Regions from separate parts of the Homo sapiens genome. Here all the other regions are linked to region 1. The links are chromatin loops, found by intact Hi-C in ENCODE. Cell type or tissue: PC-3. All regions are shown on one strand. Links, peaks and the distances in the headings refer to the core of each region. The heading gives the core; the rest is flanking DNA.

Region 1 (6,111 bases), core at 349-5,348:
AGAGAAACTTTGCTTTTTACTGCTTTTACTAGGAAATAGAAAACATTTTTAGTGACAGGCTATGCTTCATCATGAAAATACGGTTGGGTGTTTTAGGCCTTCACAAATTTGATTTCATTGTACTTAGTGATGGATGTTAGTAAGCTGTGTGAGATGGAGAGAAATTAAAGAATAAACAGGAACCTCTCAAACTTGCTAGTGATGTTCTACAGTTTGTAGCATGAATTTTCTTACTTTTAGTTTTTCCTTATGAAATACTTTATGTAGAACAAACTAGCAGTACTAAAACAAACACCCATGTACCCAATCTGTCAACACTTAGATTTGTTGAAGATTTGGGTGGGCAGAGTCTTCCACCCAAATGGTAAAAGGGGAATACATTACAAGTACATCTGGGGTTCTCTGTATACCTGTCTTCAGCCCATTTTCTGTCTTATTTCAAAGTTCACTGGTGTTCCAGTTTTGTTTTTAGCTGTAATGCTTTTCTTAGTGCTTAAAATATATGTGTATATATTCATAAGCAATATGAAGTATTGATTTGCGTGTTCTAAAACATATTTTACAGTGCCTCTCCTTCGGCTCGCTTTTTCGTGTAACATTGAATTTTTAGATTTTTCCCTGTTAATGCACGTAATTTATATGTAATTTATTTTCACCTGTATAGACTTGTATGAATACATCACAATTTATTCTTTGGTTGAGGAATTACAGGTTTTTCAGTATTAGAAACACTACTGTGTTTAAGGTTCTTGTACTGATCTGTTTATGCATATGTGAAAGATTCTTGAGGACTGTATTTTAAATATGTGGATGTTTAAATTTCAATTAATTAAAATTAACTCAGTTCCTCAGTTACACTAGCAACATTTAAAGTGTTTAATAGCCACATGTAACTAGTGAGTAATGTATTGGATATTGTGGATATGGAATCATTCCATTATCATAAAAAGTTTTATAGGCTAGTGCTCCTTGGGGTTTATACCTGTGTGTGGAATTGTTGTGTCACTGGGCTTGCACATGTTGCACTTCAGTAGATGTTGCTGAGTTGTTCTTTCCAGTGGTATCTGAGCATTCCCTTTCTCAATTGTCTTGCTAAGAATTGGTATAAACAGAAATTCTAATTTCTGTTTTGTAGGTGTGAACTGTATCTCATTGTGGTTTTAATTGAATTTTGAAAATATATAGTGAGGCTGAGCCTTTTTTCTTATACATGTGTTTACCTTTTACAGTTCTCATCTTGTGATTGCCTCTTAATGTCCTTTACTCATTTTTTCTTTTGAGATATTTTAAATTACTGATTTGCATGAGTTTTTTTTGTATTTTATGGATACAAATTCTTTGATTATATTTGCCATATATCTGTGCCTAGTATGTGACTTGTCTTTCATTTTGTGGTGTCTTTTGCCTCACACAAGTTTTAAAATGAAATGTAATCACATTATCAATTTTTAAAAATGCTTTATCTTCTTATGCCTTATTTAAGAAATTACTTCCTACTCTAAGGTCAGAGTTTCCCATATGTGCTTTGCAGAGGTAGATCTTTCATCTGGTAGTATGTAATTTTTGTGTATGGTGTGAGGTAGAGTTGGAGACTTGAGTTTTTTTGCATATGGATAACCAATTATCTTTGTATAATTTTCTGAAAACTTCATTGCCTTAATAGTTTTTTGTTTGCATGGGGGTCAATTTCTGGGTTCTAATTCTGTTCCATTGGTCTATTTGTCCCTATACCAATGTTTCAGTTGAATTTTCCTTTTTGTCAAAGTACCTATTTTTTTCTTTATTTTTTGTAGAGACAGGGTCTTGCTTTGTTGGGTAGACTGGTCTTGAACATCAAATGATTCTCCTGCCTTGGCTTTCCAAAGTGCTGGGATTACAGTTGTGAGCAACCACACCTGGCCAAATTTTCTTAAAATGAAAATAACAGTGATAATTTAGGTCCAAGCCCTCTTCCCAAAATTGATTTAGCTGATGATAAGCTATAATATTGGAATTTATAATATAAAATACTACAATTTTTTTTTTTTTTTGAGACGGAGTCTTGCTCTGTCACCAGGCTGGAGTGCAGTGGTACAATCTCAGCTCACTGCAACCTCTGCTTCCTGGGTTCAAGCGATTCCCCTGCTTCAGCCTCCTGAGTAGCTAGGACTACAGGTGCGCACCACCACGCCCAGCTAATTGTTTTTATTTTAGTAGAGACGGGGTTTCACCATGTTGGCCAAGATGGTCTCAATCTCCTGACCTCGTGATCCACCTGCCTTGGCCTCCAAAAGTGCTGGCTGAGATTACAGGCGTGAGCCACCGTGCCTGGCCTAGAAAATGATATTATAACCAGCAGATGTGAACAATAACATTTTTTTCTGTGATGATATTTGAGAAAAGCGCAACTTAATTACAAAAGAGTGAAAAACAATCACTTTATCAAAGTCAGAACTTCTATACACTTTCAAGTGGTGAATTGAGCCTCACTTAAAATCTAATTTTCACTTTTAATGCCATTTGTTTTCTTTTGAGATATAACTGATTCATTTACCACCAATTTTTATAAATTGGATTTGTAGTTTGGCCATTGTATGAAAATATTTTTTTAAAAAAGTATATGGGTCATATGGGTAGTAATCAGGCAAATTGGTTTTAGATTTGCAGTACCTGTTCAATTATCTGAGATTTAGGGGATCTAGGGCATGTGAGTAGAGGTTCTATTAGGTTTATAAAGTGCTTGTGATGATAATATAGGTTAAGGACCAAGTACCTGGGAAAGATCAAGGGCATACTAAATAGTTGTTCCTAAAGTAATGGGACAATTGCAGAGAGAGGGATGAGAGAAGGAGACTTAAGGATGATGTGTTGATGTGTATGTATATATAAATGAGACATAAATGACTTTTGGAAGGATTACTAAAGAAAAACAGCAATAGAAGAAGACTAGCCTATGTCCAGCAGCAAAAGGAAGTAGAAGACAGTGAGTCAGATAGTGACCAGTACAGGACGCTAGGTGGTGCCATTAGTCTTAGACTGCTTATTTGAAGTCTCTGGAGGCTCAGTAACCTCAGAATAGAAAGATCGAAAGGCGGCCGGGCACAGTGGCTCACGCCTGTAATCTCAGCACCTTGGGAGGCCGAGGTGGGTGGATCACGAGGTCAGCAATTCAAGACCAGCCCGGCCAACATGATGAAACCCCGTCTCTACTAAAAATACAAAAATTAGCCTGGCGTGGTGGCGGGCACCTGTAATCCCAGCTACTCAGGAGGCTGAGGCAGAGAATTGCTTGAACCGGGGAAGGAGAGGTTGCTGTGATCGGAGATCGCGCCACTGCACTCCAGCCTGGGTGACAGAGCAGGACTCTGCTTCAAAAAAAAGAAAAAAAGAAGAAAAAAAAAGGCACTGCTTGTATAGTAAATGAGCGAATTGTCTTATTGAGTATAACCCATAGTATATTATAGTTCTTGATATTTTCTTCTCCAGTGATCATTTTGAAAAATTTTCTGGAATTTGCATTGTAAAGAAGTTTGTCCACCAAATAAACTGTGTTTTAAAAGTAATAGTTCATTTCTTTCTAATTTTAAAGGTTGTATATAAAAAGGTATTTTCATTTAAAATTCATATTAAAAAAGATAATTGAAATTTTCATATTGAAATTATATAATCAGAAGGAACTTGGTGTTTTAATAAGCTTTAGTGGCCTTTTCCTAGGTCAATGTACAATTCCACTGAATTTTTTTGAAATACATATCCATGGGTTCCACATTGGTGGATTAAACCGTGGAAAGAAAATATTAGGGAAAAAGAAATTGCCTGTGTACAGAGCATGTACACATTTTTCCTTGTCAATATTCCCTAAACAATATGACAAAAGTTTACATACATTTCCATTGTATTAGATATTGTTAGTAATCTAGAGATGATTTAAAGTTTGGGGAGGATGTATGCAGGTTATATGCAAATACAGTTGACCCTCAAACAGCACAGGTTTGAACTGCATGCACCTACTTATATTAGTTTTTTTCCAGTAAATACAGTTGGCCCTCTATATGGGTTGGTTTGGCATCTACAAGCAAAAATGGATGGAAAATACAGTATTCAAGGAATGTGAAAGTTGTGTATATGGAGAGAAGGGCCAACTTTTTGGATCTATGGGTTCAACAGGGCCAACTGTGGTACTTTAGTATGTGTGCATTTTGGTATCCAAGTTGGGTCCTGGATCCCTCAAAGATACTGAGGAATGACTGTATTGAAGATGATTCCTTGATTCCTGTTACATTTTTTTTTAAGATTCCAGATTGGGAATAATTAAGTGCATTATTTGATTTCTGGAGATGAGTTACACCATTAAATTTTTGTTGATATGTGTATCGTGCAGGTGACAGAAACCCTAACTCATACTGGCTTAAGTAAATGGAAATTATTGGATCACATATCTAAAAAGATGTTGGTATGGCTGATTTTAGGTGAAGCTTGATGCAGAGGTTCAAATAATTTTATTTGGACCCTCTTCACCTCATCTTCTAGAGGTAGGGTACTGCCATCAGCTATTGGCTTATATCCTTATTTGTGTGTGTGTGTGTGTGTGTGTGTGTGTGTGTGTGTGTCTGTCTGTCTGTTTTAGTGGCTCTAAAAACAGGTGTAGGATTATGTCATATTAGGCCTCTTTGGCTTGTTTGGGTTCCATATCTACTCTGCAACTGGAGATAGAGTTAACACTGCTGGAAATTTATGGATTAAGAGTGTTGAAGGGATGATTCCCCAAAGAAAATTTGGATCTTATTAGGGAAATAAAGAATGGTTGTAAAATTGCACTTATTTCTTTAAGGAAGTCATCTTAAAGCTGTTTTTCTTTGCCAGGTATGGTGGCTCACACCTGTAATCCCAGCACTTTGGGAGGCTGTGGTGGGAGGTTCACTTGAAGCCAGGAGTTTGAGACCGCTCTGGGCAGCATAATGAGATCCCATTTCTACAAAATATTTAAAAGTTAGCCAGAGATAGTGGCATGAACCTGTAGTTCTAGCTACCCAGGAGACTGAGGCAGGAGGATTGCTTGAGCCCAGGAGTTCGAGGCTGCAGCTCGATTGCGCCACTGCACTCCAGCCTAAGCAACAGAGCAAGTCACCATATCTTTAAGAAACAGCAACACCCCCCAACACATGAAAAACTTTTTTTTTTTTTTGGCTAAGCTGTTCTTACACTATTGATTTTATTTCACTAGAATTTGTTTTTACTTTAATCTCATTTGTGCTACTTATTAGTTGTGTGACTTCTCAGAGTCCATTTCCTCACTGGCAAAATTGTTGATACAACTATTGATATAGTTATGGTGATGATAAAATAAGATAATGTGTGTGAAATACCTAGCCTAGTGCCTGGCATATATTAGATATTACAGAAATGTTAGTCCACTTGTAAGCATGGTTATTACCCAGACATGTTTGGATTTTATCAGTCTTTGCTATATGTTTTAAATTAGCCTATAATCTGTAAGTATCACAGATGTTGTAGAATGATCAATTTTCAGATTATCAGTTTGATTTATTGATTACCGCTTTCAGTGCTGAAAATGACAGTTGGTAGATATTGTCCAATTCATGACTTGCCAGTATTTTTATCCTAGTACTTAATGTGCAGATTTAGCTTCTGTAAGATTTTTACAATTAATCTATGTGGGGAAATATAAATTATCTTTAAGGAGTAGCAGTAAGTGTAGTGAAATTATGATAAATGGTTTTATTGTTTGGGGAAATAATATCAACTGCTTCATGTGTTTGAAGAATAAAAGGAAGTTGGCAGCAAGGGAGAAAGATGAATGATTAAGTATGGCTTAAACTTGTTTTTTAATTAAAGTGCTTCATTGTTGTACACAATATTCAAATTATATTTAAATGTAACATTAATTTTTCTATTAACATTCATCTTTATTAGAAAATATTGCTTGTATTTATCATAATTTTTTTCCCCACCAACTATAACACTCTTATAATCTATTTGGGTTAATGCGTGTGTAGTCTCAAGAAAAGAGCCTCCTTAATTGTTTTTAAACTGTTTGAACACTAGAGATTTAGTAACCTACATTTCCAATAACTAACAATACATATGAAACTCTTGATAGTGATGGAATAG
Region 2 (6,111 bases), core at 631-5,630, 170 kb after region 1:
GTATAATATTAATAGACTTTGAGCTAAGAAAGTTTTCATGACCAGAAGAGGAGCAGGAACTGTCTAACATAGAAAATGTTTATGGTATACCATAATCAGTTATACAAATATAAAAGGAAAAAATGTTTGACTAGTGATACTCTCAAACTTGGATATCCAGAAGAGTGATTCTGTCAGTACACTAAAAGCAAATTCATCTATCAGGAGCTTTCATGTTTTCATTCAACAAATATTTATCCAGTGCCTATTATGTACCAGATAGTGTTATACTGTGAATCGGGAGCATATGTTAAAATAGACAATATAGTAGACATTATTCTCTAAAATTATTAACAATAGTAGCTAATACTCATATGATACTTACTCTGGGCCACATACCATTCTAAGATCTTTACATATAGTAATTCCTTTACCTCAAACAACCTTATTAGATTGGTACTATTATTACCTCTATTTTATTGATGAAGAAACAGAGGCACGGAGGTGTTAACTTTCTCCAGGTTTCACAGCTAAAAGTAGCAGACCCAGGATTTTGAATCCATCAGACTGGCTTGTGTCCAAGCTTTTTTTAATTAATTTTTTTTATTTTGACATAATTTGTAGATTCACATGCAGTTGTAATATAATACAGAGAGATCTCATGTACTTTTTACTCAGTTTCTCGAGGTAACTTCTTACAAAACTATAGAACCATATCATAACCATCATATTGACACTGATATAGTCAAGGCTCCAAATATATCTGTCACCACAATGATCCTTCATGTTGCCCACCCACTTCCCTCTGTTCACCTATTGAAAGACATCTTGGTTGTTTCCAGTTTGGAGCTATTACAGATAAAGCTGCTGTGAATATTTGCACATAAGTTTTTGTATGAACACCAATTTTTGGCTGGGCGTAATGGCTCACACCTGTAATCCCAGCATTTTAGGAGGCCGAGATGAGAGAATTGCTTGAGGCCAGAAGTTCATGACCAGCCTGGTCAACGTAGCAAGACCCCATCTCATTTTATAAAAATAAAAAATTATTTTTTAAAAGGAACATCAATTTTCATTACTTTAGACTGCCTCTAAGCTTTTAATTCTTACATTCTACCACCTCTCAATATATAGTAGGGAATAAATAGTAGAGAATGACTTGATGGTTAAGTTGACATTCAGAAGAGGCCTGAAGGAAGTGAAGAAAAAAGCCATACAGCTGTTTGGGGAAAGCACATTTCAAGCAGAGGGAACAAGCACAGAGGCCTTGAGAAGGAAATATGCCTAGAGTGTTTGAGACAGAGCAAGGCGGCTGGAAGGAGATGAGTTCTACAAGGCAGCTATGAGCCAGGTCTATAAGATGTGGCTGCTATATAGAAAATAGATGGTGGTTGGGCAAGTGTTGAAGCATGGGGAACTATTAAGAGGCTGCCCATCGGAGCTTGCAGTGAGCCGAGATCCCGCCACTGCACTCCAGCCTGGGCGACAGAGCGAGACTCCGTCTCAAAAAAAAAAAAAAAAAAAAAAAAAGAGGCTGCCCATGTGAGAGATGATGGTAGCTTAGACTTATGGTGGAAGTGTTAAAGATGGTTCAGATTCTAGATATGTTTTGAAGAAGAGCTCACAAAAATTTTTCTGATGGGCTGACAGTTGGATATGAGAAAAGGAAAGGAGGCAAGAATGATTCCATTTACCAGGTTCCAAGAGAATGATTACAGAAACCAATAGATTGCCTTATTTATTTATAGTAGGAAATGTAGTTATCACATCGGCCCAAATGTTTGTGTCTGCTTAATCCGCATATCTGTTTCTTTAGGCAAACTTGCATTGGAATGTAATGGCGACTGCAGAATCAGGATAAGGGGACTTGAATAAATCAGTCTTTAAATGCATCTGAGGCCGGGCATGGTGGCTCATGCCTGTAATCCCAACACTTTGGGAGGCCGAGGTGGGCAGATCACTTGAGGTCAGGAGTTTGAGACCAGCATGCCCAACATGGTGAAATCTTATCTCCACTAAAACTACGAAAATTAGCCAGGTGTGGTAGCTGGCACCTGTAATCTCAGTTGCTCGGGAGGCTGAGGCACGATAATTGCTTGAACCTGGGAGGCGGAGGTTGCAGTGAGCCTAGATTGTGCCACTGTGCTCCAGCCTGGGCAACAGAGCAAGACTCTGTCTCCAATCAATCAATCAATCAATCAGTAAGATACATTTCACTCCAGCCTGGACAACAGAGCAAGACTCTATCTCAGTCAATCAATAAGATACATTTATCTCTTTAGTAGGGACCTGAAAAAATTAAATTCCATAGACAAAAGGCTTTCTGAGCTCTTCTTTAATAAGTAGTGTTGGCAGATGCAGTGGCTCATGCTTATAATTCCAGCACTTTAGGAGGCCAAGGCGGGAGGATCCCTGAGGCCAAGAATTTAAGACGAGCCTGGTCAACATAACAAGTCCCTGTCTCTACCAAAATAATAATAATAATATTTAGACATGGTGGCTTGTGCCTGAGGTCCCAGCTACTCGAGACGCTGAGGTGGGAGGATCCCTTGAGCCCAGGAGGTCAAGCCTGCAGTGATCCATGGTTGCACCACTGCACTCCAGCCTGAGCAACAGAATTTTTATTTTTATTTAAAATAAAAGTAGCACAAACATTTGCTTTTGTTTCTCTTTCATAATGCACCAACACTACCCTAACCCCCAACATAATCCTTTTGTAGATTTGTTAATATATTCAGACAGGCCATATTCCATATCTGATCCTACTTAGTGGTTTGATGGTTGGCTAAAAGGCAGTATTAATATCTGTTATTTCCATGCTATTGAGGGATATCTCACATTGATCATCCTTGTATTGGCAATAGAAATAAATGGTGATAGTATTTTTTTCATTTAGATAAATTTAGCACTGCTCTTAGTATTATTGAAACTTAGTTTAGGAATGTATCATTTATCTATAATCATTTATTGCTGAAGTGAACCCTTCTTTAAATTTTCCTCTTCCAAATATTGATGTAGTTCTTTCTTTCTTCATCAGTTCCATGCATACAATTCAATTTTCTTCATGACACGGGATCATCATCTATAACGTCTGTTACTTATAGGACTATTCTATGAGTCTCTTCAAGTGTATACATGTATTTGCTTTTATTTTAAGTTACTCAAATTGTTATATATTTTGAGTACTTATATATACATTTTAATAATTTTACTAGCCCTGGAGCTGGTGGTGTGTCATCTTCAACTTCCTTTTTAAATTCCTTCTAATTTCTTAGGGTGGGAAAAATCTAATTCAGTAGATTGAATTTTTAGAAAAGAGTAGATAAACTGATGTCTAAATATTTAGGTATTTGTCTATTCTGGAACCTTTTTGCTTCATGATTTTTCTTTTTTACTTTGCATTCCTGAGATTTCCTTTCATGAACTGGAAGGCTTTACTTTACTAAGTGACTCAGCAGTAGCTCTATGTATCTTTTAGTTGGAAATGCCTTTGGCTCTATGCATGCACACACTGCCCATTAATTAGCAAACCAACATAGAATCATCTGTTGATGACAAAATTACCAAAATGGATCATCCATAAGTGTTTATACTGCAAACAGTGTATCAGAAATGTCATAATCTCATTCATTAAGAAATTTACATACACACCAGATTTTAGAGTGCTCATTCATGATGAATGTCTACTTCCACACTGTTTGTTTGGAAACATTCAATAGCCAGTCTTGAATTTAAAAAATTTAATTGAATGCTTAAAGAATTACAAGTGTTCCTTTCCTTGGCTCTAATGCTAACCAAAGTGCTTTTCTAAACTGCTAAGAATGGACTGAAGATTCTGCTGAGGGCTGTAGATACTTATCTGCCTAATTGAGCCATCATTTGTTGACATGAAGAAAACCACGTGACCTACTTTAATGCATTTCTCAGTAGCAGCAGGAGGCTAGAATGTAGTTCATCCAACAGTAAAACTAGCAGCAGTATTATTAGACATGTGAAAATAGCATTGGTTATGGGATTAGTTTTGTAAAGTAAGGATAGTAATATAAAGGTATATAGTCATAATATAAACAGTATAGAGTGATTTTTTTATTTTCAAAATTATTTGAATCCAATAATCATTTAAGTCAGTCATTCAGTAACTATTTACCAATGTTTACAGTTGCCAGCTATATTAAAGGAATTGTTGACTTGTCAAAGTTGATTCATATGAGAGTAACAGTGTTAAAATCTGAAACTGGTATGGATTGCTAAAACGAAATACTTTGAGTACACAGGGAATTACTATGATCAAAACTATGCTGGATACATTAATTTGACCATGTGTCTTTAAATTGGAGGTGAGGAAGATTAGTTACAGATACATTAATTAGAAAGGTGTTATATTAGTCTAGGTTGAGGCTGATATAAGTAAGAAAGTAGGAAAGGATGCAAAAGCCCTTGGAAATGAATATTTGTGTGTGGTGAAGTAAAATGAGGTAGAGGTTACCCTTTTACATGACTTGAGAGAATCATGGCTCATTTAGTAAATCCAGAGGGAGAAATGATTTTCTATATATATAATGAGTTTGGAATACAGGAAGAATGCCAAAAATAACATCTTAAGGAATTCTTCCTAAATAGTGAAGAAAGAAATTAGTATCAACAGAAGAGACAGAAAAGGATGGTTATGAAAGATAGGAGGTCATCGCTGTCTAAAATGACTGATGGATTTTGATTACACCACTGGTGATAGAAAAAAAATTATTAGAGAAAAGTGTAGTCTGAGAACTATTTGATCTTAGTCTGTAATGAATGAAATATAAAATTTGAGACTATTTGGAAACTGTTTAACAAGTTTACACCCCCTTCCAGCAAATACAAAATTACAACAAATTTAAAGATGTTAATTGGTTTTTATTTGCAATTCTAAAATCGGACAACAACCTCATTCTATTAAATAGAATGAATATTCCAGTAAGCTGAGCAGAGGAAGTTGACTTTATAGACAGAAAAGGGCTGAGGAAAGCAAAAACAGAAAACAAAATGTGGATTGGTATTTCCAAAATTACTTTTCTTATAAAGGTTAAAGCAGAGGGGACTTCCTTATACCAGCTAAAACTGGTCTGTTTGGGGATCTGGCTATTATCTGTTTCTCCTGATTTCTTGGAAAGTAAGATAAACAACTATGTTTTAGCTTAGTGATGTGGAACTTCAGCTTGAGTGACTCCATTTTGGTTTGGTCTGGTGGGCCTAGTGCAGGAGCTTAGTCCAAACTAATGGGATCCTATACATTTTGTTTAACACTGCCAACATCCTGGTGCACGATCATCAGATTTCTCATTGAACAGGGAATGGATGACTTTGAATGTTGGAGAGCACCTGTGGTGAGTTGTTTATATATAATCTGTAAACTAGTTATGCACAGTAGCACTATATATGGGTCTATGTTGGACTAGAGGATAAAAAATAACTTGGCCTTCACCTCAGAGAGTTTAAGAATCACTATGCCACCAGAAAGATGGTAGTAGTAGGCACATTACATCGAGTGAAGACTGTTGGGTGAGAGGGAAGGTTTGCTTAAAGATATAAGAGATTTGAGTTTGTATATTGTCTAAGGAAGATATGATAGAACAGAAGACTGATAATGCAGTGTGGAAGAGTGATAACTGCTAGATGGAATTGAGATCAAAGGTTTATAGATGAAGACTTTATCCTTGGAAAAATACATTTACATTTATTTAATGTTTAGTTTTTAAATTAGATATTATGTAACTTGAGCCTCACAGTAATCCAATGAATTAGGTGACATATGGTTGGTATAATTCATCCGCCTTTACATTTAAGAAAATTGAGACACAAAAAATGTTGTGTGTTATCCACAGTCATGTGGTTAGTAAATGGGGAGATATTTTCATGCCCAGTTCTATGCTATAACTACTATTATGTCTGAAAATAAAGGCAGAAAAAAATACTTGAAGAAAAAATGGCAAAAAACCGCCCAAATTTATTGAAAAACATTTGTTTATACATCTAGGAAGCTCTTTGAACACCAAGTACAATAAATGCAAAGAGATGCACACCTGGCCTCATAATAGCAAAATCTTGACTATTTGACAAGGACAAAAGGAAAATCTTAAACTCAGCAAATCACAA
Region 3 (6,111 bases), core at 650-5,649, 830 kb after region 1:
ACAATTCAAATGTCCATATTCAGTAAAATGGATAAACTGTGGCATAATCATATGATGACTCCAGCAGTGAAAACATGAATGAACTTCAGGTACACATAACAATGTGGGTGACTCACAAATTTGAGCAAATGATCCCAGGCACAAAACACACACAACATGATTCCACTCATATCATTTTAAACAACAGGTGAAACTAACTACACTGTTTAGATATATAGGTGGTAAAACTTTACAGAAAATAATTAATTCAACAGATAGTGATTAACCACAGAGAATAGAAAAGTTATAATGAGAAGGATTCAGTAGGGGCTTCTGGGAGACAAGTAATATCCTTTTTCTTCACTGGGTGATGAAGCTGTTCATACGTGCTCTGTGCACATTTCCTTTTTCCTTTTTTTTTTCTTTCTTTGAGACAGAGTTTCGCTCTTATTGTCCAGGCTGGAGTGCAGTGGCACGATCTCGGCTCACTGCAACCTCTGCCTCCTGGATTCAAGTGATTCTCCTGCCTCAGCCTCCTGAGTAGCTGTGATTGCAGGCGTCCACCACCACACCTGGCTAATTTTTTGTATTTTTAGTAGAGATGAGGTTTCACCATGTTGGCCAGGCTGGTCTCGAACTTCTGACCTCAAGTGATCCACCTGTCTTGGCCTCCCAAAGTGCTGGGATTACAGGCGTGAGCCACCGCACCCGGCCCTGTGCACTTTTCTTATGTGCATTCTAGTTCCACAGTTAAAAGCAGTAATAATATAAAAGGAAAGAAACATAGGGAAAGAGACGGTGGGAGGCAAGCGTGCCACCTCTGCCCTAGAGGGCTCTGAGAGAGGCTCATGCCCCCATTCCCGTGTGAACCTCACACCCTTCCGCCATCCCCACTCCTAACGTGGGTCTTACTCACGCATCTCCCAGGAAGAGGCTGGGCCAGACCTCATCGATATGGTTCAGTGTGGCAGCCTGACGGACCCACAGCAAGCGCTGCAGCGAAGCCAATGTGGGCGGCTGGTAGGGAGATGCCTGGACTGCCCCATGGATCTTGGGCCTCCGGAGGTCCTGCTTCTGCAGTGAGTCCATCCTGGAACAGAGTGGACACCGCAGTGGCTGGAGGCAGGCTCCCAGAGGGTGGATCCAGCTGATGGGGAAGCCCATGGTGCAGTGCCTAGGTGCCACGGGGATGCTGCAGGAAGGGCTTCATCTATTTCACATGAGGTATTAACAAGCTCAGCTGGGGCTGAGGCCTAGAACCCTTCCCCAGGGAACAAGGGAATCAAGCCTTTGTCACTGCTATGGAGCTGGGCAGACCTCTCTCCTGCCCTCTGCTGAGCTGCAGATGTATGAAGCTTTGGCCAAGGGGCCCTTGGAGTTCCCTGTTTGTGGCACTAGTCAGTGCAGATCTCATCCCTAAATCAGCTTGGACTTTGTAGGGATGAAAGCCCCAGATGGCTGTGGCTCTCAGGGCACCCAGGAAGCCCCCACCAACCTAAGCAGCTCATCTCAAGCCCCCTCACCTGCTACTTCCAGTACTCATCCTCAGACCCCCGTCCCCTCCCACTTTCAGGGGCTTGGAGATCAGAGCCTATCTCCAGGTAAGAGGCCAGGACTGTGAACTGGTATTTGTTAGCAACTCCGCATGGAATGAGCTAATGCCTCTTATAAGCCTGATGCCTCTGGCTGGGCACGGTGGCTCACACTTGTAATCCCAGCACTTTGGGAGGCTGAGGCAGGCAGATCAACTGAGGTCAGGAGTTCGAGACCAGCCTGGCCAATGAGGCAAAATCCTGTCTCTACCAAAAATACAAAAATTAGCCAGGTGTGGTGGTCCACTCCTGTAGTCCCAGCTACTAGGGAGGCTGAGGCAGGAGAACCTTTTGAACCTGTGAGGCAGAGGTTGCAGTGAGCTGAGGTCACACCACTGCACTCCAGCCTGGGCAACAGAGCGAGAGTCCATCTCAACAACAACAAAAAGCCTGATGTCTCACTCGTGGGATATCTGTTCCTATTTTACCCAGGAGGAAGCTGAAGCTCAGAATGTTTTAAAAGTGATGCCCAAAGCCATACGGCTCATGAGTAGCAAGGCTGGGGTTTTAGTCCATCCCCAAGCCTTTCAGTTACCATCTTTGGGGCCTCCAGAGAGTGGTCACTAACCCATCTGCTTCCTCAAGGGAGCCTGGTACTGCTGAGCCACACACCTGCCTACAGGCCCTGGGTTTTCCTCCTTACCCCCACGACTCAGGCCAGCACTGGATGTCAGGCCCCACCCGGGTCAGGTAGCTTGTTTCAGGCATCTGCTGGCTGAAGGAGTCAGGGACCCTGCGGAGCTGGATTTTCAGCGGCACCAGAATATGGGCCTGGTGCCGTGTTGGAGAGGGGGTCCTGTCTTTGCTAACTGCCCCTGATCCCCTGGACCAGTGACTAGGGAAGGTGCATACTGGGAAGAACATCTTTTCCCTTTGGTAGGCAGTGCCAGGACCAGAAAAAGAAACAGGCACCCAGGAGGCTGCCGGCTTGGCCAGGCTCACCCAGTGGGAGGCTGTCGGGCAAGGCGGAAGTGAAGACCAAGCTGTCCTCCTCATCCCCCACTGTGACCTCTCCAGGTGGCTGAGTGGCCTGCCACCTACCTGGGGCATGGCCTGGGGCCGGGAATGGGGGAGTGGGTGCAGGGGCAGGACTCTGCCTGAGCGGAACAGGGCTGGGCAGGTTCTGCCCAGAACACAAACACTGTGAAGCGGCTAGAATTCCAGGTGCTGGCTGGGGCGCCCATGGGGGGTGGGGCCTGAGAGCCGACTGAGGCCTTGTGGACTGCAGTGGGCCCTCCGGTCCCTCTAAACCCCCAGGCCTCCTCTCTGCTTGGTATCTGTTTGGGATTGAAGACCGTTGGTTCCATAAACCTCCATGAAGATGGGAGTCTACCTGAAGAGGTGGGAAGAGAACTTCTGAGGCAGGGAGGAGAGCCTGGCTCCCCCAGCACTCTGCCATAACTCATTCTGTGGCCACGAGCAAGTCTTTGCTCCCATCTGGACCACAGTTTATCTTCCCATGCTAGGGATGCTGGACTTAATTTTCAGGATGCTCTGGGGGTCTGACCCGAGAATGAGAGAGGAGTGTCTGGATATGCGGTCACTGCAGGGCAGAGGGCAGTGTAGTGTGGTGGAGTTGGGGAAGCCCCCAGGACCCAGAGGAGTCCAACAGCCACACTGGTCTGGAGCCATCAGGTGGGGCTGCACCACCCCAGGCAGGAGATGGGGCTTTGGGAAGTGGGACAGGCTCCGGGCTCAGGCCTGCGGAGCTTGGCATGGGGTGAGGCTGCCCCCTGGTGGCCAATGGGTGTGTCACAGCCCAGCCTTGCCAGGGAGCAGGCAGCCAGGCTCCACCCCCAGGAGGCTCCAGAGGGGTCAAGGATTTGGGGGCTGGTAGGCCACAGTGCATGCCTCTGCCTCCGAGGGGACCTAGGCCCAGGTCTGAAGAACGGGGCTCTCCCCTGGACTTAGCGCTATGCCTGGTCAGGCTCCACCTAATGCCTTGCTCCCGATGCTCAGGGTGTTGCCCCACCTGTCCACTCTAACCCACTGGGACCCAGCCCATCCCATCAGTCAGAGTCAGGCCCGGCCACCCCCCCAGGGACTCGTCCTTTAAGCCCCAGTCCCTCCCAAGGAGGGGAAGTCGGTGGTTGTGGCAGCTCCGCCGGTTTCTGACACCTGAGACTTGGTCTTCGGAGGGCCCTGCCTGACACTACATTCCATGTCTCCTTGTCCCCAGCTGGGTGAAGCACAGGCCCAACGTCCAGCAGGGCCAGGGCCCGGCCGAGCTCCCCTCCCACTCCCTGCAGTCTTCCTTCTCTCCCTGATCCCGTGCTCCTCCTCGCCCCCTTCCTGCCTCCCCCGCTCAGCAGAGCAGCTGCCTCTGTAGGCAGGGCTTTTCCTGGCTGCTCCTGTGCTGCTGCTGTTTGCAAGTCCATGCACTTCTTTTCTGTGTTTGCATCTCTCCTCCCTGGGTCACTCCCCCGTTTGCCTCTGTCTCCCATCCTCCCCCAGGAAGCTCATGTGCCTTTGCAGCCTCCCATGACGCTGCTCTGTGTGCCCAAGACATCGGGCAGAGGCACAGGCTTCCTTGGGGCAGGGGGCAGCTGTTTGCCATCCACCTCTCAGCTGCAGTTTCAGATAGTCCCCTGGACTTTCTTCCTGCCCATCCTTTCTGACTCCACTCCAGGGAGGCCAGACAGAAGTGTGGCCACAGGCCATGTGGGGCTGGAGATCTCAGGGCAGGACCAGTGAGGAGTGTGGGGAGAAGGCCTGCAGAAGGGTGGCGTGTGGCTGCCAGTGGGGAACAGCTGTGGGTCTCTGTGCTCAGCCTGAGGGTCTTGGGGAGGGCAGACCTGGGTAGAAATCTCAGGTCTGGTACTTGCAGCTATGTGGTCTTGTCTTCACCAAGCCAGTTTCTTCAGTGGGGCTGCTGTGAGAATTCCATGTAATAATTAATGTAAAGCACCTCCCACAGGGTCTGTCTTATGGTAGATGCCCAATAAATGGCACGTCTTACTATTATTATCACTACTATAATTACTCTTACCCTTTCCAGCCCCAGCCATATCCTATGTGGAGGGTAACTTCCCTACGGGACAGTGAGATTTCTTCTCTATCTCTGTATTTCTTGATATTTCTTTCTCTGTCCAGCAATAATTGTTATATTTAGCACTCATCAAGGATGTACTATGTGCCAGACAGAGCTAGGTGCTCACATTTTCTCATTGAATCCTCACAGTGCCTTTATGGAGCAGGTAATATTATCATCCCCATTTTACAGATGAGGAAACCGAGACTCAGAGAGGTTAAGCAACATACCCAGAGTCACATAGCCAATTGATGTGGGAGTCAGGATTCAAACCCAGGTCTCTCTGACTCTACTATACCTTGTCTGCGCCTTCATCTCTGACCCAGTCGGTTCTCTACCCAACCCAAACCCCACCCCTCCCCACACAGGCACAAGTGTCCTGGCCCTCATTACCCAGCATGCTCAGGGACCACATCCTACCCCCCCCAAATTAGGAGCACTCACCCACCTGTGGGAGTATCTGGCCCAGGCTGTGCACTTCTCTGACGGGCAGTTCGTGCTGCTGGCTTTCAGCCGCCTGTCTCCGCACACTTGATGCTGTTTCTATTTTTTGATTTGAGTTTAATTATAAAGCATGCTGTCTACTCCCCTCTTCCAGCCTCCCCTGCCACTCCCAACTTGTCCACTGGTTCCATGGCATGGCCAGTGCCAAGCACAGTCAGGCACCTTTCCCTCCAGGCCCAGGCCTCTGTCCCAGCACTGCTAAGAATCAAGGCAGCTCAGCCCAGGTCTGACTGTGGCATATTGTGTACATGTATGTTGATAGTGGGAGAAGGGGCCGGGCGCGGTGGCTGAAGCCTATAATCCCAGCACTTTGGGAAACCGAGGAGGGTGGGTCATGAGGTCAGGAGATCGAGACCATCCTGGCTAACAGGCTAGCCGGGCGTGGTGGTGGATGCCTGTAGTCCCAGCTACTCAGGAGGCTGAGGCAGGAGAATGGCGTGAACCCGGGAGGCAGAGCTTGCAGTGAGCCGAGATCGCGCCACTGCACTCCAGCCTGGGCGACAGGGCGAGACTCCGTCTCAAAAAGAAAAAAAGAAAAAACAAAAAGAAAAAAAGAGATAGTGGGAGAAGGAAGATCAAATAAACCATTTTAAAAGGTCCCTTGGCCGGATGCAGTGGCTAATGCCTATAATCCCGACACTTTGGGAGGCTGAGGTGGGAGGATTGCTTGAGCCCAGGGGTTCAAGACCAGTCTAGGCAATATAGCCAGACCCTGTCTCTACTAAAAATACAAAAAATTAGTGAGTTGGGCTGGTCGCGGTGGCTCATGCCTGTAATCCTAGCACTTTGGGAGGCCGAGGTGGGCGGATCACCTGAGGTCGGGAGTTCGAGACCAGCCTGACTAACATGGAGAAAACCTGCCTCTACTAAAAATACAAAATTAGCTGGGCGTGGTGGCGCATGCCTGTAATCCCAGCTACTCGGGAGCCTGAGGCAGGAGAATCATTTGAACCCGGGAGGTGGGGGTTGTAGTGAGCTGAGATCACGCCATTGCACTCCAGCCTT
Region 4 (6,111 bases), core at 582-5,581, 240 kb after region 1:
ACAACCTTTCTGCACTGTTAATTTCATCTGCAAAATGAGAGGATTAATAGATCAAATATTTGTAGCTGCAGAACTCTGTTTTCATGGGAAATAATTTGGAAGCCCGAAATAGAAGCCAAGTAGTAGCAGAACTGTTGTGTCAGGCCAGTGCCATAGTGGCCGGGAAACTAAGCCTCATTTTTTATCCAGATCATATTAGAACTGCCTCTTGGAACAAAGAAACACTACCTCTAGTGTTTCTGCAATACAGTGTTCTGTATTACAGCCTTGACTACTCTACTTTTTCCCCCACTCCAGTCAAGTTTTACATTTTGTAGTAGGCCTCCTTTTTGCCATCTTCGTGAAGATTCTGAATTTTCCTGGATGGATAAAAATCATAAGGATAATAAATGGATATTTCAGTGTTTTTTTAGTCAGTGGTTTGCAAAACCACCTGGAGGGCTTGGGAAAACACAGGTTGCTGTGTCCTACCCACACAGGTTTCTGATTCAGTAAGTCTGGGGTATGACCAAGATATTGCATTTTGAGCAACTTTCCGAGTGATTCAGAAATTATACTTTGAGAACTACTATCCTATGTGAGTATTAAAAATGTATTTTAGTCACTTTTCTTATTTTAAAAATTACATCAAATCATATAACTTCATAAAGCTCAGAAAACAATGTCTGAGTAATATATGGTTTTTGAAAAATAACATTTAAGTGACATATTCCGATGTCATGGAGCAAGTGAGAAACTGGTTTGAAATGTTTGCTATCTAGTGTCAAGGGCTATCTATCCCTTTTTGACTTCTTGTGCTACTGGTGCAAATGGATAGATATTAATCCTGCAGCAATCAGGATTTGCTTCAGCAATAAAGAAATTATTGATGTCTGAAAGCAATCCTTTCCTTTTGACATGTTGGCAGCACCTAAGAAGAAAATGTCAGGGTCAATATAAGTGCATTTACTGACAGTTTGGCTCTTTCCTATGTTACAGAAAATGATTTCACATTTAGCTTTTATCAAAAACAGAAACACTGACCACTCTGAAGGATATAAACAATAGCTTTCAGCTTAGTCATTTTCCACTTATAAAGTGATACTTTCATAGAAATAAACAATGCAAACTTCAGAGAGCCAAAACAATTACACAGAAAAAAATCATTGCATTTTTGCCATTTTTAACTCAGATTTAAAACAACTGTGTCTGGTAGTAACTGGAGAAAAATCACTGTTTTGTGTTCTGTTAAGTTAAAACAGTTAAAATCACTTTATGATAAAATATGGCCAAAAAGAAGAATCATCTTCAATTAGGTACTTCAAGATCACTTGTATTCTCTGCTTCTCTTTCAGAGCCTGATCCATGTATTTCTTAAACTTCTTCATCATATATAAAATTTCGTGTTTATAAAATTTCCACTAAAACCTCAATTATTAGTTTCATGAATCAGAAGTTACAATTAGTTTCATTTCTGGCTCACCAAGATTTGTCAATTTCTGGATAAAAGGGACTCCCTATTCAGAATATCCCTTTAAATCTTTTTTAAAAGTGCACCTTTGATGTGTACATGTTTTTATGTTATTTATGGCTTCTGAAAATATTATGCAAAAAAATTGTTATGGAAACAACCCAAATGTCCACAAGCAGGAAGATACATTGTGATAGATCCATACAATGGAATATCATTCGTTCATAAAAAAGAATAAAGTACTGATGCATGATAGAATGTGAGTGAACCTCAATATCAAGAAAATGGACGAAGCCAGACATAAAGGATCACATATTGTATGATTCCATTTATATGAAGTATCCATAATAGGTAAATCCACAGAAACAAAAGCAGATTGGTAGTTGCCAGGGACTTGTGGGGAGTGAGGAATGGGGAATAACTTTTTAATGGGAAGATAGGGTTTCTTCTTGGGGTGCTAAAAATGTTGAGAAGTAGATAGAGGTCATGGTTGCACAACACTGTGAATATAATTTTATGTGAATTTTACCTCAATTTTTTAAAGAAATCAGTTGATTTAAGACTTAACTGAATTCTAGAATTTTTGAAATGAAGGTGTTTCTCAAGGTCATCCAACCCAATCTCCTGTTTTTCACAAATGAAAAAACTAAAACTCATCAAGATTAAATACTATATATCACTAAGATTGCCTAGTAGCTAGTCCAAACCCAGGCCAGAATTTGAGTATCTGGATTTTTAGCCCAGTGATTTCTTTTTAAACTACTGCATGCTGCTTTATTATCAATTGCTATTTTTTTTAAATTTTTTTCTGGGAACATACTACAAGTGTTAGTTTAAAAGTAAACTAACATAAAAGTAAATACAAAAAGAAGCATAGCTTCCTTTGTGCCACATATAAGAAATGTAGACATAGAGAGTGTTTATTGCAGTAATTTGCCAAAAAGCAAGCCATAGTTTAAATTAGAAGAGGTTTATTCCCTGCAGCACTTTCACAATCACAGAAGGCACCTATATTTTAAATGTAGTCTACATTGGCCTGGCTTATGAACTGCAACCTTCTATGATTGCAATTCACTTTTTTAAATTAAAAAAAATTTCAAAATAATTTTTGCATAATTATTAGCACATTCTACCACTTGATAATTTTTTGTTTCTTTCAATAGACGAAAGCACTCACATTGTAAAAAAATTATATAAATGACCTTGTCTTGTGATGAAGCTAGAAGATCTGTTTTCAACGAAACTATTCTCAGAGGCATCTAGGGAGAAACATTTGAGTCAGGTTGGGAGTTAGAGATAGAAAGCAGCAGCAATTAAAGCAAGATAATGTATTACCCCCTGGAAATTGGGTGTTATACTCAAATGTAAAGGACTTGTATTGATTTAGTGCTAGCCTCAGAAAATAGTCAGATGTCCTCATTTTAAGGGAAAACTTTAGGAAATGTAATTATATCGTTTCTTTCTCTCTAAATCTGCCTTAGTTTTCAATTTCTTTATGTAGTTCGTTACTAAGAGGAAGCTACACTCTCATTACCACACTAAATGGATTTTCTATTAATATTTATCTCCAATGTTATTTTTATCTGGGTTGTTGTTTTCATTTCTACTTAGTATGTATTTTCTTCTTTCCTTTTAGTTCAGAGGTCAACAAAGTATGGCCTATGAGCCATACGCTACAATAGCAGAGTTGAGTGGTTGCAACAGATACCATGTGGCCTGCAAACCTAAAATATTTATTGGGGCATTTTACAGAAAACACTTGCCAGTCCTTGCTTTAGTTGACCAAGTAGAAAAGGAAGAGCAGATTCTACAGAGTGAATAAATATCACCAGCAAAGGAAAGGATATAGAAAGGTACAGGATTTATACTTAGGCTAGCTAGAAACTCCATATGGTCAAAGTAAGAGTTTTGTGGATGTGAGTCATCAGAGATTATATAGGAAAGATAGATTACTGTCAGATTTAGAGGATTTTTAATGCCACTTCAGGAACTTGAGCTACTATTGTTTAGGAAATGAGTCATTTAAGGTTTTTTGAACAAAGGAGCTTTGCCAGAGCAGGAAAGTGTTGCAGTAGGGTTTACAAAGTAATGAGAGTTATCAACTAAAGTTATATTAATAGGAAGGATGACATAGTTCCAGGAGTTGCTGTATAATTAAAATTGATAGGACCTTAGACACTGCATTTTGAGACAAAGAGATAATAGTTTAAAGATTAAAACTTCATTGGGCAGAAAAATTATTATTTATACACATATTAGGGAAGTAAAGAGCTAATTTTTGTGGAAGGTTTAAGTTGATGGAGAAGGATTATAACACTACATAGGATAAGAAACAAAACTGATTACTAGTTATCAGCATTACTGAAGTTGTTCACTCATCCCAGGCACAGGCAATTTTTTACTCGCCATATTTTATCTCCAGGGCACCCAGCTGCCATCATCTTGTCAGGGTCCATCTCTTTATAAAATCCTCTTACTTTGCTCTCCAGAATCCCACCCTGATACACAGATTTACTTACGCTACCTCATACAGAATAAAGTACTTCCATTTTCCAAGTACTCTGAACCATGCTCAAGAAGGGCTTTAGCTCTCTCAAATAAAAAGACTTATCTCAAGGTGTTTAATTCAAGTAGAGCCACAGTTCCGAAACTGTGCACTGACACCCCAGGGTACTGCAGCAGACTCACAAGAGTGCTACAGGATATTTTATATCGGTTTCAAAATTAAATTTTGCTACATTCCTTTTGGATGATGTCTTTTTAAAAAATAATTACTGTTGTTGTTTTTTTTTTAATATGTACCTCCTGAAAAATCAATGCAGAATGGGAAATGAAGGTAGCAGTATCCACTTGGAATACAAGGCTTGAAGAGTGTGCAGTATTCCATAAGCATACATATTCATTTAGTAAATACAGTTAACCCTTGAACAGTGCCGGGGGTTAGAGGCACTCCCCTCCCCCGGGTAGTTGAAAATCCATGTATAACTTTTGACTCCCCAGAAACTTTACTAAGAGCCTACTGTTGACCAGAAGCCTTACCTGTAACATTAATCATTGATGAACATGTATTTTGTATATTATATGTATTATACAGTGTATTTTTGTAACACAGTAAGCTAGAGAAAAGAAAATCATAAGGAAAATATATTCATTGATATGGTTTGGCTCTGCTTCCCCACTCAAATCTCATCTCGAATTTTAATCCCCATAATCTCCACATGTTAAGGGAGGGACCTGTTAGGAGGTCATTAGATCATGGGGGCCATTTCCCCCATGCTGTTCTTGTGATAGTGAGTTCTCGTGGAACCTGTTAGTTTTATAAGTGTTTGACAGTTCCTCTCTCATGTGCCCTCTCTCGCCTGCTGCCATGTATGACATGCCTGCTTCCCCTTCTGCCATGATTGTGTTTCCTGAGGCCTCCCCAGCCATGCAGAACTGTGAGTCAATTAAACCTCTTTTCTTTATAAATTAGTCAGTCTTGGGCAGTTCTTTATAGGAGTGTGAAAACGGACTAATACATTTATTGTTCATTAAGTGGAGGTGGATCATCATAAACATCTTCATCCTAGTAGTCTTCACACTGAGCAGGCTGAAGAGGAGGGTGGGGAAGAGCTGGTCTTCCTGTCTCAGGGGTAGCAGGGGTGGAAATGATGAAGGAGGTGGAAAGGATGGCAGAAGAGGTAGGCATACTCAGTGTAACTTTACAGAAATACGTTGTAATTTCTGTCTTATTTTTCATTTCCCTAAAAATGTTACTCTAAAAATGTTTCTATATGGCACCTATCCTTCCACCTTTTGCTTTTGGTTCAGTGCCCATATCATAGAAGGGTCCATGTTGTAAAAGAAGTCAAAAGCAGTCTTTTGAATAACTGGAATCATTCTGTTATATGGTCTAATATGAATTTGTTTCTGGCACTACTTATTCTACATCTTCTTTCTCATCATCTGGCACTGATTTGGAAGCACTCATCTCCATCAAGTCATCTTCTGTTAATTCCTGTGATATGGTGTCTGTTAGCTCTTGAATTACTCCAAGATCCGTATCTTGAAACTCTTCAACTTCCCCCCACTTTTTTTTTTTTTTTTTTGCCATATCCACAGTCTCTTTTATGATATCCTTGATTGACTCTGTTGTAAATCCTATGAAGTCATATACACCATTGGACACAGTTTTTCTCTAGCATCAATTTATTTTTTTGGGCTTGATGGCTTTCATGGCTACTTTTGTAACAATGGCGTTTTCCATGATTTGATTCTTTCAGATATCCTTGGTGTTCTCTAAGTTGAGGTCTACTTCCATAGCATTGACAATCTTTTCTATAGATTACCATGTGTAATGATCTTTAAAGGTCCTTATGACCCCCTAATCTAGATCTGAATTAGAGATATTGTGTTTGATGGCAAGTAGACCACTTTGACACCTTTGTTGTTGAACTCCTGGTGTGGGTGACCCGGGGCATTGTTCAATATCTAAAGAAATTTAAAAGACAGTTCCTTACTGACAAGGTACTTCTTTGTCAGCAGAAGTTACTTCTCCTCTTATCCATTTTTTGAAGCCAAACCTCTTTCTAAAAATGTCAAGCCATCCTTTGCTGACATTAAATTCTCCAGCTTTAAATCCTTCACCTTCCTTTTGCTTTAAGTTGTCATATAATGACTTC
Region 5 (6,111 bases), core at 365-5,364, 610 kb after region 1:
GCTGAGGTGGAAGTATCGCTTGAGGCCAGGAATTGGAGACCAGCCTGGGCAACATAGAGAGATCCCATCTCTACAAAAAATGAAAAAAAAAAAAAGCCAGATGTGATGGCATGTGCCTGTGGTTCCAGCTGCTCAGGAGGCTGAGGCAGGAGGATCGCTTGAGCCCAGGAATACAAGGCTGCAGTGAGCTATGATCATGCCACTGCACTTTAGTCTGAGCAGCAGCAAAATAAATAAATAAATAAATAAATAAATAAAATAAAACTTTTTAAAGGTCACCGAGGCTGCTGTGTGGCCAGGGGAGCTATAGAGGAGCAAGGGTAGAGGAGGGCAAGCCTGGGAGGAGGCCTTTGTGAGGATGGAGGCATAGACTGGGGTTTTGACAGTGGGGATGGAGAGATGAGGACAGATCTGAAATATGTTTTGAAGAACATATTTAACAGAACTTGCTCATGGATTGGAAGAGATTTTAGGGGAGAGAGAGGGAGGTAGATGTTCCCCACTTGGTGCACCCTGATGGTTGCAGACTGAATTCCAATAGAATCTTCTCCCCAAGGTCTTTTTATTCCCTCTCTCTTTTCCTCAATTCAGCCACTCTATGAGTAGTTAATACAGGTATTTATTTCACAGATGAGGTGAGACTCAGGGAGATGAAATGACTCATTTAGAGTTATCAGGTGCAGACAGAAATTTTACTCTACCCAGAAAACCAAAATATAGGCATGAAATCAGTGTTCTTCAAACTGAATTGTCTCTCATTAATTGATTGTGAAATCAACATAATGAGTTCCTATCAGCATTAAAGAAAAAAAAAAGAGAAACAGAATAAAAATATAGCATGCCTTGTGTAAAAGGGTAAGTAATGTTTCATGAAACTTCTATTTTAGTTTAATATTCACATATGTGTATAGTAGGTCATGATGTGAACGTATTTCTTACTTGAAGTTATGAAAAATTGGAAAGGCACATACAGGATCATTGTAGAAGGAACTTATGTTATCACAGAGGTCCTGTAGTCCCCATGGGAATAAGAAAGCAAAAGACAAATTCACTTGGGTGGTTACTGTAGGTTGTCATATGTTGTTTATTTCTTCAGTGACTGATAGGCTGTAAGTCTGTCAGTTTCTTAGTTGTTTTCTTAGTTGATTTTTCTTTTCTTTTCTTTTCTTTTTCCGAGACAGAGTCTTGCTCTGTCGCTCAGGCTGGAGTGCAGTGGCGCAATCTCGGCACACTGCAACCTCTGCCTCCTAGTTCAAGGGATTCTCCTGCCTCAGTCTCCCGAGTAGCCAGGATTACAGCCATGCGCCACCACACCCAGCTAATTTTTTGTAGTTTTAGTAGAGACAGGGTTTCTACCATGTTGGCCAGGCTGGTCTCAAACTCCTGACCTCAAGTGATCCACCTGCCTCGGCCTCCCAAAGTGCTGGGATTATAAGCGTGAGCCACCATGCCCAGCCTTTCTTAGTTGATTTCATAGTCATCCTGTACTTCCAGTCTTGCCATTAGCAAATATTGAGTACTTGCTGTGTGCAGGGTTAGAAGTTACTTCTTTGTGTGAGATCTATGTTTTGTGTGTGGGTGGTGTGTGTGGGGTGTGTGTGTGTGTGTATGTGTGTGTGTGTTTGTGTGTTTAAAAGTAGACTTTTTTTTGAAGAGCAATTTTAGATTTACAGCAAAATTGAGTGGAAGGGGCAGAGATTTCTCATGTACTCCCTACCCCTACACATGCACAATTTTCCCCATTATCAACCTCCCCCACCAGAATGGTTGTTACATCTGATGACACATTGTAATTGCACAGCCTTATCACCCAAAGCCCATAGTTTACATTAGGGTTTACTCCTGGTGTTGTATATTCTATGGGTGTGAGATACATGTTTAAAAATATTTTGTATTAGATAAATTGGGGATAATAGTCATTTCAAGAACAAAATGTTGGATAAATTAAATTAGCTAATAAACACAGAGTGCTTTAAACATTCCTAGTGCAAAATAAGATCTTGTTGTTTGTGGTGGTGGTGGCTATTCAGGCTTAAGGTCTAGATTCCACTTAGTATGTAAGTAAATAATAGCAATCCTGGCTGTCATCTGTATGTGTAATGTAGTAATCAGTTTTGTTTAGCTAGTTCTTATGTGTAGCACATTAAAGCAATCTTGAATAGTGAGGGGACCTCATTACTAGATTACCATTAAATGGTAATGTTAAGTGACCCTGAAACCAAAGTAATGGAAAATTGTCTTCCTTTTTTTCTTTTTTTTTTTTTTTCCCTTGAGATGGAGTCTTGCACTGTCACCCAGGCTGGAGTGCAGTGGCTCATGGCAACCTCCACTTCTTGGGTTCACGAGATTCTCCTGCCTCAGCCACCCAAGTAGCTGGGATTACAGATGTACGCCACCACACCCGGCTAATTTTTGTATTTTTAGTAGAGATGAGGTTTCACCATGCCGGCCAGGCTGATCTCGAACTCCTGAGCTCAAGTGACCTGCCCACCTCAGCCTCCCAGAGTGCTGGGATTACAGGCATGAGCCACTGTGCCCAGCCTGTCTTCCTTTTTCTCAAACATTTAATTTGCTGTTTCTTGATCACATATCATCCTTCTTTCCTTTCAAGGTCAGGGGAGATAATTTTTTACTGTATGTACTGCTGCATCTTCACACAAATTATCATCTGAAAAGCCTTCTCAGATTTGACAAATGAAGTCTCTTTTCATTCCCAGGAGGAACTTGTTAAACCAATGAAGTTCAAAATTCTAATTCCTGTTCCTTTCTAGTGTGCACCACTTTATTCATCTTGAATAAACATACAACCTCAAGCATCCTACAAGGCAAATAGATTCCTTTTTAATTAGTGGCTCTATACACAGAGTTTTATCATCATGAAATTTATAAACCAGGAAGGGAACAAATATTTACACTTGCAACTTCATGTCAACATTGCCTACTATTTGAAGAGCTCTGAAATTGTAAATGTATCACCCCCTCCTTCTTCCCCCACTCCCCACCCCTGCCGGCTTTTAAACTATGGCAGTAGAAAAATAGGTTTCAACTTTCTAGGAGCACATCTCTCCTATGTGGGGAATGTGGCAGATTCTTTATATAAGTGCTCTTTCTTTGTGACTGGCATTACTTTTTTTTCTCACAAAGATTTGTTTCAGAAGCTAATCTTCATTTTTTTGGTTGTTGCTTTTTGTAGTACTATTTCTAAGGCATCTCCAAGTAGAAAGGCAAAATTTTATTTTGAGAAGTTACTGCTTTCATAGTTACACAGAATTATTTCTCAATTTAAGTAGGCCTTTTATTCCAGGACAAAATTAAGCCAGTCAGAAGGTTTCTGGGAGAAAAATAATGAAGAGCTGAGGTTTTGTATGTTAATGTGGGCAGTCTAATGCTTGATAAAAGAAAACTTTTGGCTGGGTGTGGTGGCTCATGCCTGTAATCCCAGCACTTTGGGAGGCCGAGGTGGTCGGATCACCTGAGGTCAGGAGTTTGACACCAGCCTGGCCAACATGGTGAAACTCCATCTCTACTAAAAATACAAAATTAGCTGGGCATGGTGGCGCATGCGTGTAGTCTCAGCTACTCGGGAGGCTGAGGCAGGAGAATCGCTTGAACCTGGGAGACTGAGGCTGCAGTGAGCTCAGATCGCACCATTGCACTCCAGCCTGAGTGACAGAGTGAGACTCCATCTCAAAAATAAAATAAATAAAATAAAGAAAACTTTTTTTTTGTTTGTTTGGCCCTTGTCAGGGACAGATTCCGTCTCAGAAAAGTCTCGCTCTGTTGCTCAGGCTGGAGCGCAATGGTGCAATCTCGGCTCACTGCAACCTCTACCTGCCGGTTCAAGCGATTCTCCTGCCTCAGCCTTCCCAGTAGCTGGGATTACAGGCATGCGCCACCACGCCTGGCTAATTTTTGTATTTTTAGTGGAGACAGGGTTTCACCATGTTGGCCAGGCTGGTGTCAAACTCCTGACCTCAGATAATCTGCCCACCTCCGTCTCCCAAAGTGCTGGGATTACAGGCATGAGCCACCACACCCAGCCAAGAAAACTTTTAAAGATGTGTAAATATGCAGTGATTTAAAAATCTCAGTTGAAGCTTGTTAAAATGTATCAAAATAATTTAGGAAAAGGGGGGCTGATTTTGCCAAAATTTGGGAGATGCATACTTTTTTTCAAGGCTTTACTGCAGTTTTAAAAAATATTTTATTGTTTTGTAGGCAGCTTCTGAACCAGAGTAGGCTCAGAGACTCCCTTTATTGCAGTTTTGATGCTGCAGAAAGTGACTGCTTAATTTCAGCTGTTGAGGATGTTGGTTATACTATGCCTGGATCAAAAAAATGATTTTACATTGCTTAGTTTGTTAAAATATGTTTAATAGGTTAATCTTTTTTTCAAAGCATCAAAAATAATTAAGATGAAATATCAGATAAACCCTATGTCTAGAATGAATAATTTAGTTCTAAACATCCTGGATGCTAAGGAGAAAAGAACAAGATGTTGGTTTATAAAATTCTTATTGTCAAATAAAGAAGCATAGAAGTTTGAAGAAAGATAATTTTTTTGTTTTTATTTTTTCTCTCTGAATTTAGGAGTAATTTATGTTTGGGTTCTAATCCTATGTTATCATCAAAGAGTAATAACATTGGCAATCTTCCCTCCCATTCTGCTTCATCCTCCCCACTAAAGGGAAATACCAGATTGTAAAAGAAAAAAAAAAAGCATGCTGGTTGTATAAAAAGAAACATTTTAAACAAATAAGAAATATATATATTGAAATGCAGTCTCCCTGAATGATGCTAAACCCCTGTCCAAGTAGGCATTTCTCAGCCCACAGAAAGGGATGGCATTAAATCACAGCTCAATGGAGACATTTTTATGAGGAGCTGTGATGGTTTGTGTTTAGCAAACATGTATTGGGCATCTCAGATTTGCCTGTTAGGGATGCAACAGTGAGTGAGATACTATTTGTTCCCTTAAGAAACTCAAAGAGGAAAGGGGTTGACTTGTTCAGTCAGTGACTTATGAAATATTTCATACTCATTCATTTACAGAGTACTTTTTGTAGGTATAGTACAGCGTGGTCAGCCAGGGAGACTATAGTGGGTGCATTAGTAACTAACCATACAACTAATGCTAATGTTGCGGGCTGACTGGGTTTGGGGTGAACAAATGACCCCTAAAGCTCAGGAGTTCTAGACCAGCCTGGGCAACACAGTGAAACCCTGTCTCTACTAAAATACAAAAAATTAGCCGGGTATGGTAGCATGTGCCTGTAATCCCAGCTACTCGGGAGGCTGAGGCAGGAGAATCACTTGAACCCGGGAGGTGGAGGTTGCAGTGAGCCAAGATGGTGCCGCTGCACTCCAGTCTGGGTGACAGAGCAAGACTCCATCTCAAAAAAAAAAAAAAAAAAAAGACATTTGTTTTGGCTGGGGAAGGCTTTGCAGAGGGAGGTAACTTCTAGATTGAGATTTGAAGTCAGAGTCCATCCAGAAAGTAGGGAAGACATTTTATGTAGAGAAGTAACAAGCTACAGGGATCAGAGGTATGAACCAGGGTGCATGTTTGGGTTATGGTGAGTGGTGTCTGGCCAAACTGTGTGGCTCAGGGTCTTTCTGCTTCACCATCTTTAGCATAGAAGCCTTCCTTGTGCTCACTTGCTCATCTCATTCTCACAAAATAGCTGCTTCATATCTAGGCACCATCTCTCTATTCCCACAGGGGAAAGAGGGAAAGTGCCAAGGGTAACAGCGGAAACGTCTTCCTTTTTATTCAGGAAATGAGGGACTCCCCAAGGCTTCTGCTTATATTTCATTGGCTTGAGCTGAGCCGTACAACCATCACTAGTGGCAGGTAGTCTGGGATGTCAAGAAAGTAGCTTCCCAGTCTCTTTGGTTAGAAGGCAAAGGAGAAGATGGTGGGAATCGGTTTGCATCAGTCACTCTACACATTATCTGCTTTGTTAGGGCAGCATTATCTTAGTATTGTTACCAAGTTCAGGGTCTTTTCTGGGGTGATCAAGCATCCTGGGTCGCCTGGGACCAAGTGGTTTTCTGGGTTGTAGGACTTTGAGTGCTATAGCCTGGAAAGCCCTAGGAAAACCAGGATGG

Evidence for each region. Hi-C counts contacts between places; a loop is a spot of excess contacts. Peaks named below come from ENCODE experiments on the same cell type or tissue, not always from the same donor. Only the 100,000 strongest peaks of a DNase experiment are listed, where the experiment ranks them.
Region 2: a loop joins it to region 1, with 3 times the contacts of the local background. A loop is called at or near these places in 2 of 110 quality-filtered maps.
Region 3: a loop joins it to region 1, with 10 times the contacts of the local background. A loop is called at or near these places in 96 of 110 quality-filtered maps.
Region 4: it touches region 1 in a loop (4-fold over the local background); 2 of 110 quality-filtered maps call a loop at or near these places.
Region 5: it touches region 1 in a loop (6-fold over the local background); 2 of 110 quality-filtered maps call a loop at or near these places.

What each region holds. Positions count from the first base shown.
Region 1 is chr10:74,263,205-74,269,315 of GRCh38, forward strand. All of the region lies in intron 3 of ADK (adenosine kinase), which reads left to right. Among named protein-coding and RNA genes, the nearest start is that of ADK, 120 kb to the left of the region's middle. In PC-3, for the core only: a CTCF peak has its summit at 2,991 (motif pointing right); DNase peaks (open chromatin) are centred at 987 and 2,987; H3K4me3 peaks cover 271 bases.
Region 2 is chr10:74,429,583-74,435,693 of GRCh38, forward strand. All of the region lies in intron 6 of ADK (adenosine kinase), which reads left to right. Among named protein-coding and RNA genes, the nearest start is that of ADK-AS1, 97 kb to the right of the region's middle. In PC-3, for the core only: no CTCF peak of the experiment used is centred there; DNase peaks (open chromatin) are centred at 3,439 and 4,039; H3K27ac peaks cover 1,543 bases.
Region 3 is chr10:75,096,817-75,102,927 of GRCh38, forward strand. DUSP13B (dual specificity phosphatase 13B) reads right to left here and starts at 2,696. Exons shown (of 4, transcript NM_001363514.2): 1 at 2,215-2,696; 2 at 896-1,069. The coding sequence starts at 2,621. It also overlaps a transcript of SAMD8 not described here. In PC-3, for the core only: CTCF peaks have their summits at 1,301 (motif pointing left) and 3,299 (motif pointing left); DNase peaks (open chromatin) are centred at 1,315 and 3,295.
Region 4 is chr10:74,499,998-74,506,108 of GRCh38, forward strand. The region is part of intron 6 of ADK (adenosine kinase); the gene reads left to right. Among named protein-coding and RNA genes, the nearest start is that of ADK-AS1, 26 kb to the right of the region's middle. In PC-3, for the core only: no CTCF peak of the experiment used is centred there; a DNase peak (open chromatin) is centred at 3,424; H3K4me3 peaks cover 561 bases; H3K27ac peaks cover 2,213 bases.
Region 5 is chr10:74,873,224-74,879,334 of GRCh38, forward strand. All of the region lies in intron 3 of KAT6B (lysine acetyltransferase 6B), which reads left to right. Among named protein-coding and RNA genes, the nearest start is that of KAT6B, 50 kb to the left of the region's middle. In PC-3, for the core only: no CTCF peak of the experiment used is centred there; a DNase peak (open chromatin) is centred at 2,858; H3K4me3 peaks cover 400 bases; H3K27ac peaks cover 1,505 bases.